3 separate regions of the Homo sapiens genome follow, and all the other regions are linked to region 2. The links are chromatin contacts, found by Hi-C or POLR2A ChIA-PET in ENCODE. All regions are on one chromosome and are shown on one strand. Each heading gives the region's core, a stretch centred on a gene start or an enhancer-like site at or near the end of the contact. The rest is flanking DNA. Distances are from core to core; before and after follow the strand shown. Region 1 holds the start of MIER3 (MIER family member 3). Region 2 holds the start of IL6ST-DT (IL6ST divergent transcript). Region 3 has its middle 65 kb from the start of C5orf67.

Region 1 (4,428 bases), core at 921-3,420, 960 kb before region 2:
ATACAAAATCTTTACAATTGAATATAAAGAAAGTCTACAGAAACATTACTAGATTCATGAAAGTGAATAAATCTGTGTATATTTCAGTTATGGCAAAACATATAATCTAAGACTACATTTATAGTTTGGATTAGCCAAGTTTGCTGGGAAGAAAATGTTTTTCCCAGTGTAATGTATGAGGCAGGTTGTTGGAGACACTTTCTTCACGTGGCTCAGACTGCGGTCCAGCTGCTCAGGGCACTGTTTCATGGTTCTGTCCACAGCGCGTGCTCACTGCGTCATTTCTAAAGTTATTCACTTGTACTTAATTTCAAGCCATTTTTTTTTACTTTGAAAACTCTGAACGCCTCATTGAGGACAGTACATACAATGTGTGCCAAGGTCTGGTTTCAAAGTTTAGCTGTTTTTGAGTTATTTGACTGGACAAAAGGTCGAAAGATATCTTTCACAGCAGGGAAAGTGTAATTTTCCATGTCTTTATGATGTTTAGAAATAGTTGGAGTGATTTTTCCCTAAAATTTCCATAAGTAAATAACTTTTACCCGTGGCATAAGCTTGATTTTGAGATGCCTTGGCAAAAAATTTGAAAATAACCCTCTCCCTACCTCCAGTCTCCAGCCTCATCCTCAGTATGCACTCCAGCAATAAGGGAATTGGAGGGACCCCAGGTTAAAATCAAGACCTTTCATGTTTGGATTAAAAGTATGACGTATGGAAAGTTTTAGCTTCTAAAAACTTGTCTTTATCATTTAATATTACGTATGTTTTAGAAAAAAGCTGGGAGAAGAGCTCTGGTGTCTGAGATCACTCTCTCCAAATTCCTGTAGGGTCCTGCTATAATTCCTGATGGTATTTGCATCTCACTTATTCATGTACCTTACAGCCGACTTTCTTTTCCACAGATAGAATTGGCCTCCCACTTTAGGACAATGTGTCCTCCAAATTTGCTAGGGCAACTCCATACCTTACTTTAACTTCTTGCAGGACCTAACTCTCCAATCAGTCGTTAGTGTATATTTTTGTGTACTTGGCTCAAAGTCTTTCAGTGTGGATGTGGACCTTCCGGAGAGTAATCTCCTCCAATGAAGAGCAAATGGTCATAAGGAACATGTACGAGCAGGTATTCCTGTTAAGCCTTATGCTCCGTCTTTCACCCATCCACTTGCACAGGGGACTAGTTTCCTTTTATGATCCTACCCAAACGTTTGGCCTTTTTGGAGAAGTGAGGGAAGTGAGGGGTAGAATTTTTGAGACTCAGTTCAGGGCCTTTGATATGCTGTTCCTGTCCTTCAACAGATGTATCAAGTATCTCTGGGTCATCCCCTAAGACACGTTGGTGATGAACAATTCCTAGAACTGGTCTAATTTTTTTTTTTTTTTTTTTGGATAACAGCACAGTTTATATTTTTTGGGCATCTTCTTGAACTGTACAAGTATATTCAGCATCATTTCTCTGCCCTGTCGATCTTTTGTCTTTTCTTCTGTGCTGTCAATAACCTGTTTGGCAAATGTCTACTTCCATTGTCCACTCCGTGAGCAGTGTACACCGGTCTCCATCTCCCATTCCTGCAGGTCCCTTCGTGGAAACGGCAAAGTGCCTGACTGTAGTCCTCTCATTCTGGACTGACTCTGCCATCCACCAGCCTCTTCTCCCATTTCCCAGGGCTTCCTCCCACATCTGTCTATTTCATAGATCGCCTCCTCCTCTTAGGGAAGTTGAGTCTGTCGAGTTCCCCTGCACATCGCCTGCCAGTCCAAGTCTCCTGCCCGCCTCCCGCACGCCCTCCCGCGCCGCGGTGTCTGTGGGTCGGTTCCCAGACGCGCCCGCCGGCTCTTGGGCCTCCACTGGCTGGACGTGGGTCTGTCCCGCGCCCGCGCGTCCGTCCGTCCCCCACTTGCCTCCAATTCGGCAGGAACTTTACACCAGCCAGGAGGAGAAGGACGGTGCGCGCGGGTGCGGGTCTGGCCGGCTGGGGCCGGCGCGGGGGCGGCGAGGGGCGCCGGGCGGCGTCGGCTTGCGAGCGGGCCGGGGGCGTCGCGGGCCGCCCTGCCCTATAAGGGGCCGTGCCGCCTCCGCCGCCGGGCGGGTGCCGGGCGGACCGCGGCGGTGGCGGCGGCGGCTGCGATTGGCTCAGGCGCCCCATCCGGGGACTGGGCTCGGCGCTGCTCGTTCGCCCTAAAGGTACCAATATGGCGGAGGTGAGCAGGGAAACCGGGCAGGAGCAGCCGGGCTGGAGCGGGCGCCCGGCGGCTCCCCGCGACCCCCGAGCCAGCCTGGGGGATCCGGGGCTCTTTCCGCTGCCCCATGAGGGGCGGCGTGGCGACGCGGGGGTCGCGGGGCGGCGACTGGCCGTGGCGGGGCTGGCCGGGGGGCGGGAGCGGGCGCGGGAGCGGTCTCCCTCCGGGACTAGGCCGCGGCGGCTCCGGCCCCGGTCGGGCCGGGCGACCGAGCCGGACGGAGGTGGCGGCCGGCTGCAGTGAGCCCTGCCCCAGGGACGAGGCAGTGCCGTGTCCCCGGTCGCTGACGCGGGCCGCCGGCGCCTCCGCGCCTCTTCCCCGGGCCCGGGTGGGTGGAAACCGGCGGAGCCCCCCCTCCGCGGCCGGATCGCAAAGAGGGGAGCGGGCTGCGCCACTGCCCTGCGGGAGTCGTGCGCTGTGCCCCCGGCCCACCGGGCCCGGGCTGCGGCGCGAAGGAGCCGCACGCTTCACTTTGCTGGGGGCGCGGAGAAGAGCGGGATGCGGGGCCACCGGGCTTCTCAGAAGAGCGGGACTCCCCACCCCGCAGCCCGGGAGGTGCGGGAGCCCCTGGGGTTAAAGGGCAGACCGAGACCCTCGACGCCCTCTCCAGGAGAGCGGCTTGATAGCTCCAGTTTTCTCTGGGCTGGAGGAAGGAAGGCTGGGCGAGCGAAGCTGCCCCGGCCATGTCCCCCGGGACTGGTGAGCTGGGGGGAGGGGGCGGTGTGGCAGGAGCCCCTGGGCTGGAGCTCGCTGGGGCGGGGGGCGCGCTGACGGTCCAGGGAGGGACTGAACACTCTGGAAGGAGCCAGCATCCCTGGAACTGAGAGGAGCTGCATCTCTGGACTCGAGAGAGAGGATGGGGGGCTCGCGCTTTGGTTTGGGGGCGAGTGTCCGATTCGAGCTGGCCTACGCTGCAGGGGAAGAGATCGGCTTCGGAGTTGGGGCTCCCGGGCCCCAGGGGCGAACTAGGTGCTCAGAACGCGAGTTCGTTCCAGAAAAGGGTGTTACGTTTCGAGTTGTTTGGGGCTTCGGAGAGCCGGGTGGGATTTGGAGGACTCCGGAGATGCCAGGGATGGGGGACTGATGGTGCCAGCCGACTGCTCTGGGTTTTGCTTCTCTGCTTGGAAACTTGCTGAGCTCCAAGAAGCGACTTGGAGTTGCCTCTCAGACTCCGGGCTTCGTCCCGGGTCTGTGAGTTTGTACACTTGGGACTCGGGGAGGAAGGCGAGGCAGCCAAGAGGGGGCCCGAAAGGGGCCGGGAGCGATTCGAGTGAAGCTACGTCTTGCACTTTTGGCAGCTGCGGAGGAGCGCTCGACTCCGCCTCCTCTGCGCCCTGTTGCCGGCGCTGCCTCTTTCCCTGGCTGTGCGATCTAACCTCACGTTTTCTTCTCTCTCTCCTAGGCTTCTTTTGGAAGTTCGAGCCCAGGTTTGTCCTATTTTCTTACGTCTTCGGTGGTTCCCAGTGGGTAATGTGGGCTCAAAGGTCTGTTGCTAAAGGATTCCCAATAGAAATGTATCCTGCAGGTTTTTCTTCATTGATTTTTAAGAGTTTCAGTGTGCATTTAGTAAAGTTTGGGGAAGAAACAGTTATACTGTTCTTTGTTTTCTCTTGCATGTTGAAAAAGTAACTGTTACAAAGTTGCTAAGACAAGCGTTCTTTTAAGGAATATGGCTTTAATTATTACATATCTTATTTTTCCTCCGAGCCTGAAACAGTTAATCCCAAATTAACTTGACACCAACTTTAGCAATTTAGATTTTAACTTCGGTTTCTTCTAGAGATTGAGTAATTTGTCAGAACTCTGGGACTACTTCACTAACTGTAACCCCTCATCTCCTCTTACGTTGTTTCTTTTTCATAATTAAATGTCTATGAGTTGTGTTAAAATTGGAAGTTGAGAGGTAAAGCTACCTTAATAAAAAAGACAGAACTTCCAAGTTTGGCACAGAAAAAGGGTGATTTTGACTTCTGAGCTGAGACGATCTTAGGTCATCTAGTACAGTGTTTCTTAACTTTCCTGAGGTCAGAAACCCCTGTCAGGATCTAATGAAAGCAAGGGATGTGTCCCAGAACTCTGCACATATGCATAATTACACACAATCTGGGGTTTGTAGAATCCCTGTAGCAGGTCCATAAGGACCTTTCCTCATGTGCTAATCATGTAAGGTATCTTTGTTTCAGTTTCTCA
Region 2 (4,518 bases), core at 1,075-3,574:
TTCTCGTGCCTCAGCCTCCCAAGTAACTGGGATTACAGGCACCCACCACCATGCCTGGCTAATCTTTGTATTTTTAATAGAGTTGGGGTTTCACCAGGCTGGTCTTGAATTCCTGGCCTCAAGTGATCCGCCTGCCTCAGCCTCCCAAAATGCTGGGATTACAGGTGTGAGCCACTGCACCCGGCCTGCTCTTGACATATCTAAAATCTCAAATGGTCACAGGACACAAATGGAGAGTTCTCCATTAATATACTACTTTCCCCTACTTACCTTTGCATTTTGACAAGGCTTTCTAGTAACAAATCCTTAATCTGAAATTCGTAATTTCAAGGCCAATACTCTACAGAGGTATCTGCAAAGTCATGTAATTCCAGCACAGCAGAGGTCTTCCGTCCTGTTGCTCTGAAAAATACTTCTCCAATATTGATTCATCCTTTTGGCCTCAGACTTTAACTACTCCCATAAAATGTGAGTTTCTTGGGAGCAGGACCTGAGCTGAGCCAATAAAAAGACACCCATAAAAGCACTAACTCAGTCATTTGTTTTCCTAATGGTGCCAAGGCAGGCTGGTGTGTTGTGACATATCAATCCACTTCTGTGTACCTGCCCTTCCCCGTCCAGCAAAATATCATCATTTTTAATATATGTTGTGATACTAAAATATTTCAGAAGTGTTGACCGAGTAGACATTCAATAATGATTATAGCTGATACTTACAGAGCACCTACTATGTGCCAAACACTGTATGTATTTTAACTCATTTAATCCTTGCAACAATCCTGTTAGGTTGGTATTGTTATTCTCATTTTGCAGATGAAGAAATTTGAAAAGACTTGCCCAAGGTCACAGAGATGAGAAATAGAGGCATCAGCATTTAAACCTAGGCAATCTAGAACCAGAGGGTACATTTAACCACTATACATCTCCCCTAAATACATCTTTGCATCACACCTGTTATCTCAGCACTTTGGGAGGCCACTAAGGCCGGAGGATCGTTTGTTGCCAGCAGTTCAAGACCAGCCGGGTCAGCATACCAAAATCTTGTCTCTCCAAAAATTTTAAAAATTGGCCAGGTATTGTAGGGGCACCTGTAGTCTGAGATACTTGGGAGGTTGAGGTGGGAGGATCGCTAGAGCCCAGGAATTTGAACGTGCGGTGAGCATGATCCAGCCACTGCACTCCAGCCTGGGTGACAGAGTGAGACTGTGAACAACAACAAAAAAATCAAGTTTCCTGGATCTATACAAAATTTTCAATTTAACAAATTTTTATAAAAATTTGTTTTAAAATAAACACCCCTCTAAATGGCAAAGCTAGAACAGAATCTGGTCACAATCTATAGGTTAGATATAGGATGACAGGGAGGAGCAAGAGCTGAACACATCAGCTGCAGCACCATCTACTTTGCCTGCGACTCCGTTAGCAGGCCCACTTTGCCCTTTTATAAATTATCTGATCAACAACTAAGAGATTAAAATTCGATCTATGTTTTACTCTATCTGAATCCTCAATATAATGAAGAACTTTATAATTGTTAATTTATGGATATAATTTAAGTTCATTAAACCATTATTTCCTTCCTATATCCTCTCATTCTTCCACAAAAACCTCTACCTTTGGGTGTTTACTTTTACAGACACCCACGCACACACCCCACACGCACGCACGCACATGCCTTATCTTTTAACTCAAGATTCTCATCTTCCTTTGGGGAGAAACAAACATCATGAGCCTTGAGGTCCATTTTCTGAGGGAAAGGGGGGGGCGGAGGCGGGATGAATAGGTTTTTACCCGGTATTTTTTATCATAAACGGGGAGGTACAAACCGCAAAGAAACACTAGTCGCTTGGTGGGCCACCACCTCTGGGGCTCACTGATCAATCGCACCCAAACTCATTTACTAATTTAAAAAAGTACTGTGGCAAGGCTCGTTTACGTAAGTCTTGGAGAGAAGCCGCCGCCACAATCTGCCGCAGTCTCGTGCGGAGTCACGGCCACCGAGCTCTTCACTTTCCCCAAGAGGCTCCCACGCCTTCCCCATCCCCAAGGGAGCTAGGCGGTCCCTCGCGGCTCTGAGTCCCTCGGGGAAGGCCGCGAAGAGAGGCCGCAGGCGCCCTGGCGAGAAGGGAGGGCGGGGGCAGCGGGCGGCGGGCAGCACCCGGGCTCCAGTTCATGACCCCGTTATTCCACAGAAAAATGGAACATTCCGCTCTTTCCGCCCACAGAGGGGAGGTGGGGGGAACCCTTCGATCTAGTCTGGGAGAGGCGACGCGGACGCAGCCACCGGAATCCGGGACGCGAAGAGCCGCGTTACGGGAATCGCTACCCCTCGGAGTCCCGCCCCCTCGTCGACAGGCGGCCACTGGACCAATGCCTGGGCGCAAAGGGTCTCTCAGGGGCCAATCAGCGCCTAGGTCCCGGTAGGGGGCGGGGCGCAGCGTTGGCCGGCCGGGGGCGCAGCTGGGCGGGATTGGGGAGCGCCCCGCCCCGCCGCGGGACTGGGGTGGCGCGCTACCTCTGCGGAGAAGGATCTGACAGTGTTCCGGAGCCGGGGCGAGCAGCCAAAAGGCCCGCGGAGTCGCGCTGGGCCGCCCCGGCGCAGCTGAACCGGGGGCCGCGCCTGCCAGGCCGACGGGTCTGGCCCAGCCTGGCGCCAAGGGGTTCGTGCGCTGTGGAGACGCGGAGGGTCGAGGCGGCGCGGCCTGAGGTGAGGAGGGGCCGGGTGCTGGGTCGCGTAGCTGGAGTTAGAGTGTCGGTGGTTTCGGACGGGCTATCTGGCACTCGAGGAGACCTCCCTTCCCCCTGAGAGCAGCGCCCGGAACTTGTCAGCCCAGCCTGGAAATCCCCACATTCCTTCCCCTTCCTGCTCCCGGACCTCCGAATTCTACTTCCACAACTTTGTCACCTCGATTATCGCAGCCCTGAGTACAAACTTCACCCAGGCGCACGCACGCACCCCTCTTAACGCCCGCCCCGCAGAACGCCCTTCAAGAACAAACCCCCCTTTTTGTTACCAGATCCCACGTTTTTCCCAATCCCCTTTTCATCTCCCCTGAAATTCTATTCGCTCCGCACTTGTCTTCATTCTCGAGGTGGATTTCCCTTCCCCAAAGCCGTTTTTTCATCTTGAAATCGTAACGTTTCAGCTTTGTTGAAAGTTCACAATGCTTATAAACACTATTAACGTTTCTTTCCTTCTTTTGATCTTTTCTATTAATAATTATCATTCCTAACGAATTCCACATCTCACTGTATCCCAAGGAGAACAAATCAGTTTTTAAAATTTTACCTCCTCCGACCTAAACTTTTGAAGATAGTGCAGGAAGCAAGGGTCTGTTCTTCAGTGGATGAACAGCATTTTATTTCATAATCCGAAACTGAAAAAAAAAAAAAATCACAGGTTAAAAATAAGACGTCACCTTTTTTTTTTTTTTTTTTTTTTGCCTTCAGAAGGAAACGCATTTTGGCTTAGTTTGTGAAGTATTTCAACAATTATACTGCCTTAAAATAACTAGTTATTAGAATGCCAGGGTGAATTTTCTGAAAGATTGTGGTATTTGCTTTTGACAGTGCTGTAAACAAACCCTTTAAACTGTGTATGACTGCCAGCTTCAAGTTGGAACAACTCTTAATTTGAAATTACGGACTCAGATCATCAGTTTAGCTGTGTGCCATTATGTTAATTTCTTAAATTCATGTTAATTCCTATTTGGAAGTATTTTTGAACTATGAACTGAAATATTACATTTATAGAACCAACTTGCTATTAAATTGTGCTTTCCAACTATTTCTCTTTAGGGATAATCTTGAACGTTTGTTTTTAATCTTGAGTGAAAGAAAAAAATTACAGGAAGGAGAAAGTGTCAAAAAGGACAGACTGTAGTGGGATTTTTTTCTTATTTTAAGTATGTATTGACAATACCAGTTTAATTTTCTCACAGGCAATTTAGATTATTATAAATACTGCTGCCACCTAATTTAATATAATATAGTCTTACGTAACTAAAAATGTTGTTCTCACTCTTATTTGTGAATTGCAGTATTTTCAATTTATTTAAATTTGTTTCCAAGGCTTTGCACTTCAGTTCAGTGTTAGGGCGAAAGTTAAATACATGTGAAGTAGGTGTTAAAATGTCCCCTTTATAGAGAAGGAAACAGGAGTCTCGCTGAAAACTAGATCTGTGTGACTCCAAATCCTGTGCTCTGAATCATTTTGTCATGTTGACACGTTTCTCATAAAAACCCCAGTGCCACAATTTGGTTTGGGAACTTAAGGGCAACCCATAAATCCTCTACAGTGGCAGGGAGGGATTCCCCGCTCCCTCCTTTCAGAGCTGCTCATTTTAATGGGAGTCAGAATTCTCTGGCCCTAATACATTTGCAGCTTGGCTCCTAGAGAAGCATGGAATGTTCTCACAGCTTCTCCGTTTCTTTGATTGCAAAGGCAGAATGATCAGAGTTGAGGTTCCTATTGTGCTTTATTATTTTACACAGCAAATACTAAGCAATTACTACCTG
Region 3 (4,696 bases), core at 1,791-4,290, 670 kb before region 2:
GCTTGTCTGTTTCTTGCAGTAGATATGAGATCCAAGAGTGCAGAAACTTTGTTCCCTGCTGCGTCTCCATCACCTAGAAAGTACTGGACACATGGTAGGCATTCACATTTTGTCAGACTATTACGTGAATGAAATGAATGGCTCAACATAATCACTGCTAAGAACAAGAGCTCTTGCAAAGCCTCTGTAACCACAAGTAAAAATATTTGTGTTTACTAAAGTCTTTCAGTACCTTAATTTGTTTGCTTTGGTAAATAGAGTCAGAATTTAACATGGAAAAACTCTGAACTCTCCTAGTTGATTTCCTTGAGGCTGACCAGCTTGGAGTGGTTATAAAACACAGACAGGTATTTAAAATTGCCTGGATGTAGCCAGATGCAGTGGCTCATGCCTGTAATCCCAGCTCTTTGGGAGGCTGAGGCAGGCAGATCACTTGAGGTAAGGAGTTCTAGACCAGCCTGGCCAACATGGTGAAACCCTGTCTTTACTAAAAATACAAAAATTAGCTGGGCGTAGTGGTGCATGCCTGTAATCCCAGCTACTCAGGAGGCTGAGGCAGGAGAATCACTGGAACCCAGGAGGCAGAGGTTGCAGTAAGCTGAGGTTGTGCACTCCAGCCTGAGCGACAGAGGGAGACTCAGTGCCTGAATTTCTGTAAGGGATACTAATCTGGTTGGAAAGGAGATGTGGGTCTCTAAGCTGAATTAAGGTGGTTATTTGTATAAGAACATGAGAAAAACATCAACTGCTCATTTCAAAGAACGAAAGAGTGATAAAGGCTGCCGATAGGATTTGGACAGGGAAGGAAGGTACCGAAGCTGTCTTCCTCAGAAGCATAAACACATGGGAGTTAGTCCTACTAAGTAACAGTGTGGACTCGAAGTAGTCCCTGAAATTTCTTTGAACCTCAGTTTCCTCACCAGTGAACTGAGGGGCTTAGATATATTATTTATAAGGTCAATTCCAACCCTATTTTCTGGTGGTGAGATCAGGTCTCAGATTTATATTCTCAGACATAACTTTCATTAAATTGGAAATTTGAGATCCAGTTTCTTTTTCTGCAAAATGAAAAGTTTGACTAAAATGAACTCTAAGGTTTTTATTATTATTTTTTAACAGGTCTAATATTCTTTGTTTTCATTGTGTTTTTGGATTTTTTTTCTCTGCCCAATTGGCTCTGGTAAAATTTAACCTCTTCATTATGATTATTGGTTGCTTCTTTTGTTCGTTTCTTTGAAGTTGTGGTCACACACACACACACACACACACAAAATGTGAAGATATGTCACATACATTTGTAGATGCAGTGTGTGCTATCTTGCTGTTGGTGACCACTAACTTTGCCTTGAGACAGGGTGTGGAGCAGAGATACATCCTTGAGGTTTGTTTTATTCTCTAAACTTGACAGTGAGAGGACAGGAAATGGTCCATTGAGAAACTGGTGACCAAAAAATGCTGAAATTCTTCTTTAACCTCAGTTCCAGTCAATTCACATTGGAAACCGCAGTGCTTTTAAATTGCGCATTCCTAATTCTCTGATTTCTCACCCCTGTGGCTTGTTTTAGGGTCTCTAGGTGTATATTCAGTCAGCTGAACCACTCGAAGGGCCTGGTCACACCTGTGTCTTACCTTTGTGCCTCCATTTCTACAAGTACAAAGACATGGAGGAAACAGAAATTTTGCTACCTCCTTTCAGTGTTAAGTTTGAGATATCCTGATAAAAACCTTCAAAAAAGGGACTGAATGTTATTATTATTTTTTAAAGTAAAGACAAGAGGTTTATGTCCTACAGTTCTGGAGTCTGGGAAGTCCAAGGTTGAGGGTCCTGCATCTCTGAATGTGAATTTTTAACAAATGTGTTGGGGCTGGAGGGTTGGGGTGAGTTGGAATGGGGACAGAGCTCTTGAAAGATGCTTATTAAATCTGCAGTCCTTTCTAACAGACTTTTACAGGTAGGAACGCTTTCTTTGAGAAAGATGCACAGAGCTTGTCCTCTTCCCTTGAAAGCCATGGGCAATGAATGATAAAGTAGTTAGTCATCACAGAGCACTGGTGACTTAACTGCTCAAATCAATAAATATTCCCATTTCCATTGACTCATTTAATGGGAAAAGAAGGTCACATGTCAAGAAAGAGGGAGGGGATGGAAGAAAGGAGAGAATGAGTGAGACAGGAATTTTGAAATGTATTAGAACGTGTTTTTTTCTAACATTTTAGTATGAAGATTCCCAAATTACAGGAAAGTTGAAGGAATTAAACAGGGTATACCCATTTACTCACAACTTGGATCCTGCAATTAATATTTTGCTATAATTGCTTTATTACCTCTATTGATCCTCTCAAGAGTAGCAGTCTGTGAGTTTTGATGAAGGCTTACTTGTGTGACCCAGTCCTAACCGGATATAAAATATAACCTTCATCTCAGAAAATTCTTTCTTGCCCCTTCCCAGGTAATCCCTGCTCCTACCTCACAGCCAGAGGCAACCACTATTCTAATTTTTAAAACTGTAGATTAGTTTTGCCTATTTTTGAATTCCATGTTAATAATACCATACAGTATGAGCTCTTTTGTATGTGAAGCTTCTTTCATTTACCATAATATTTTTGAGATACAGTCAGGTTGCTGTGTGTAGCCATTTATTTTTTAAACCACAATAATCTCTATTCATTTTTAGAGAGTCTCAGGTTAAGAGTTTCTTCTAAAAGCAACAGGAAAAATAAGCTGTTGTTTTTTTTTTTTTTTTAAGATAGGGGAGAGAGAGTTGAAAGGAACCTGAGTGAAAGGTACTTTGGCCTCTTAATTTTCATGATAAAGAAGTTGAGGCCCCGTCATTGCTCTGGGGCACGCAGACTGAGCTGAAACTGGAACCCAGGTCTCCTGATTCACGGCTTGAAAGGGTTAGGAAGGCAGCTGAGTAGGGTGGTTGTTTGAGCTGAAGCCATGTGAGAATAGAGAGTTTCGACAGAGCTTTGCTTTAGAGGATGTGAAACTACAGTAACCTCATGTGACAAAAAATCCTCCGAGGCCTTGGTATGGAGCCAGAGGAGGAAGTTTGACATGGCCTCTGGTTACCAGCTCCACCTCTGAACCCACTGGCCCAGGATGACTTATGGTGAGCTCTCTGATTTGCAATAAAACTAGACATGGGACAGAGAAAGCTTTTCTGCACCATGCACAAGGCAGGACAATGCTAAAGGAGGGGGGGGAAAAAAAAACAAGAAAGACACCTTCAGCCACATGGCCTTCCCATAGCAGGGGACCCAGAGCTGAAAATAAAACACCCAGGGAGGAAGGGATGCTGTGGTTACAGACAGAGCCTTTGTCTCCCAAGTGCATGTTCCAATTCAGCCCAGGATGACAATGACCTGGAGGTTCCTGCCTGCCAGCTGTTGGCTGGCCTTTGTGAAAGTCCCCGAGCTCCAGGCCAATGCTTAGCGGGCAGGTATCCATATCGTGAAGCCAATTGGCACTGCTGGTACCTTTGTTGATGATGTGAGCACAGCCACTGGGAACCAAGGCTGCTGGTGCACTCTTGCTACCAGCTGGCAGGTGCAAACCCATGGGCAGGTGCCCTGGGGAGAGACGGTTCATGCTGCCATGGTAACCGATAAAAAAAAGGAGGTTTCTTCAAGGTCAGTTTGCCCTTTTTTCTGCTAGAGGATATTGTGAGGAAGAAATGAATTTGTGGCAGCCCTGACTTGTGTGTAAATGTGTCCTTCATCTGTTTTGAATTGACACTTCTAATTGGATCTAATATTAGTGTCACCCACTGGGCAAATCTGGGTATTGGTGGGTCTCCTGGGCTATGTCATTGTGGACAAAGATCAAGTCACCAGAGAAGTCCCAGAAGAGACGTTCCAGTGTAAACCAAGCAGGATTGAACAAAGAATTCCAAAAGTGATTTTGAAAAGGCTGACAGTCAGGTTGGACAGGTTCTTCGGGCTATTCCAGGATGTGAAATTAATGCGGACTGTCTGAGGCGTGTCACCCTAGATGTCCTTTAGCCAAACTGTCCTAGGTGCAAGGAAGAAGGGACCCTTGTCAGCTTGCTTGGTGCCTCACGAGTTTGTCACAATGCATTCATTGTAAAGAAGCAAGCTTTCCTTATCATCATTGTCCTTCTCTCTGTAAACCTTCTGCTCATGCCTTTACCTTGGGCAAATACATTTTCTGGCTTTGATTTAAAAGTTCAGCTTCTTGATATTAATATTTCTGCGCTTCATTCTGATAAAAGTTGTTCTGACTCAGGTCATTGGCTTGGGTGTCAGTAATTTTCCCATTTAGCCTCTCTTGTGTGTTTTTCATATTCTGAGATTTCTGTTGGCAGAAATAACAGCATTGTATTAATTAATTAATTAGTAGCATTGTGTTATTGCAGGGGCTTCATGAACCCCTGGGAGAATTTTACTCTGTTCTGCTTACTGGGATGCTACCAAAATTATTTAGTACCCTGACAATCAGAAATATCATTTTTTTGGATAAACTCTAAGCAACTTGCCTGCAAGTATAACCATGGAGGTTGGCCTCAGCTTCCCAATGTACAAAATGAAAAGATTAGATTAAATGATGTCTTCAGGTACTTGCCAGCTGGTTTTCTAAGATGTTTGATTTTAACATAAAAAGAAAACCTGTGAATATATTCAACAAATAACAAATGGAATTTACAAAGCTCTGCACTGGATCCTTGTATGCAGT

The links. A loop is a pair of places that touch in the nucleus more often than their neighbours do. ChIA-PET counts read pairs that join two places held with the same protein, here RNA polymerase II (POLR2A). Pooled maps may share reads with other maps.
Region 1: a map of CD8-positive, alpha-beta T cell shows a loop between it and region 2 (23-fold over the local background). The contact joins the promoter of MIER3 here to the promoter of IL6ST-DT in region 2. A Hi-C loop is called at or near these places in 4 of 168 maps with a recorded cell type or tissue (CD8-positive, alpha-beta T cell, dorsolateral prefrontal cortex and naive thymus-derived CD4-positive, alpha-beta T cell) and 15 of 50 pooled maps.
Region 3: a map with no recorded cell type shows a loop between it and region 2 (8-fold over the local background). The contact joins the enhancer-like site here to the promoter of IL6ST-DT in region 2. A Hi-C loop is called at or near these places in 2 of 37 single-sample maps with no recorded cell type and 5 of 50 pooled maps. POLR2A ChIA-PET finds 5 or more read pairs at or near these places in 2 of 52 experiments (RWPE1 and T-cell).

Annotation. Positions count from the first base shown.
Region 1 is chr5:56,949,865-56,954,292 of GRCh38, reverse strand. MIER3 (MIER family member 3) reads left to right here and starts at 2,170. Exons shown (of 13, transcript NM_001297599.2): 1 at 2,170-2,199; 2 at 3,641-3,665. The coding sequence starts at 2,191. RefSeq lists silencers at 1,889-2,308, 2,339-2,448, 2,509-2,678 and an enhancer at 3,249-3,338.
Region 2 is chr5:55,992,973-55,997,490 of GRCh38, reverse strand. IL6ST-DT (IL6ST divergent transcript) reads right to left here and starts at 2,324. Exons shown (of 2, transcript NR_102755.1): 1 at 1,937-2,324. IL6ST (interleukin 6 cytokine family signal transducer) reads left to right here and starts at 2,528. Exons shown (of 17, transcript NM_002184.4): 1 at 2,528-2,707. RefSeq lists an enhancer at 1,975-2,486, cis regulatory regions at 2,075-2,748, 1,442-3,760 and a silencer at 2,318-2,797.
Region 3 is chr5:56,668,500-56,673,195 of GRCh38, reverse strand. No RefSeq gene overlaps it. Among named protein-coding and RNA genes, the nearest start is that of C5orf67, 65 kb to the right of the region's middle. RefSeq lists an enhancer at 2,701-2,750 and a silencer at 2,700-2,994. Within about 2 kb of position 3,040, at least 15 of the 41 ENCODE cell types and tissues checked have a DNase peak (open chromatin) inside an H3K27ac peak, as active enhancers do.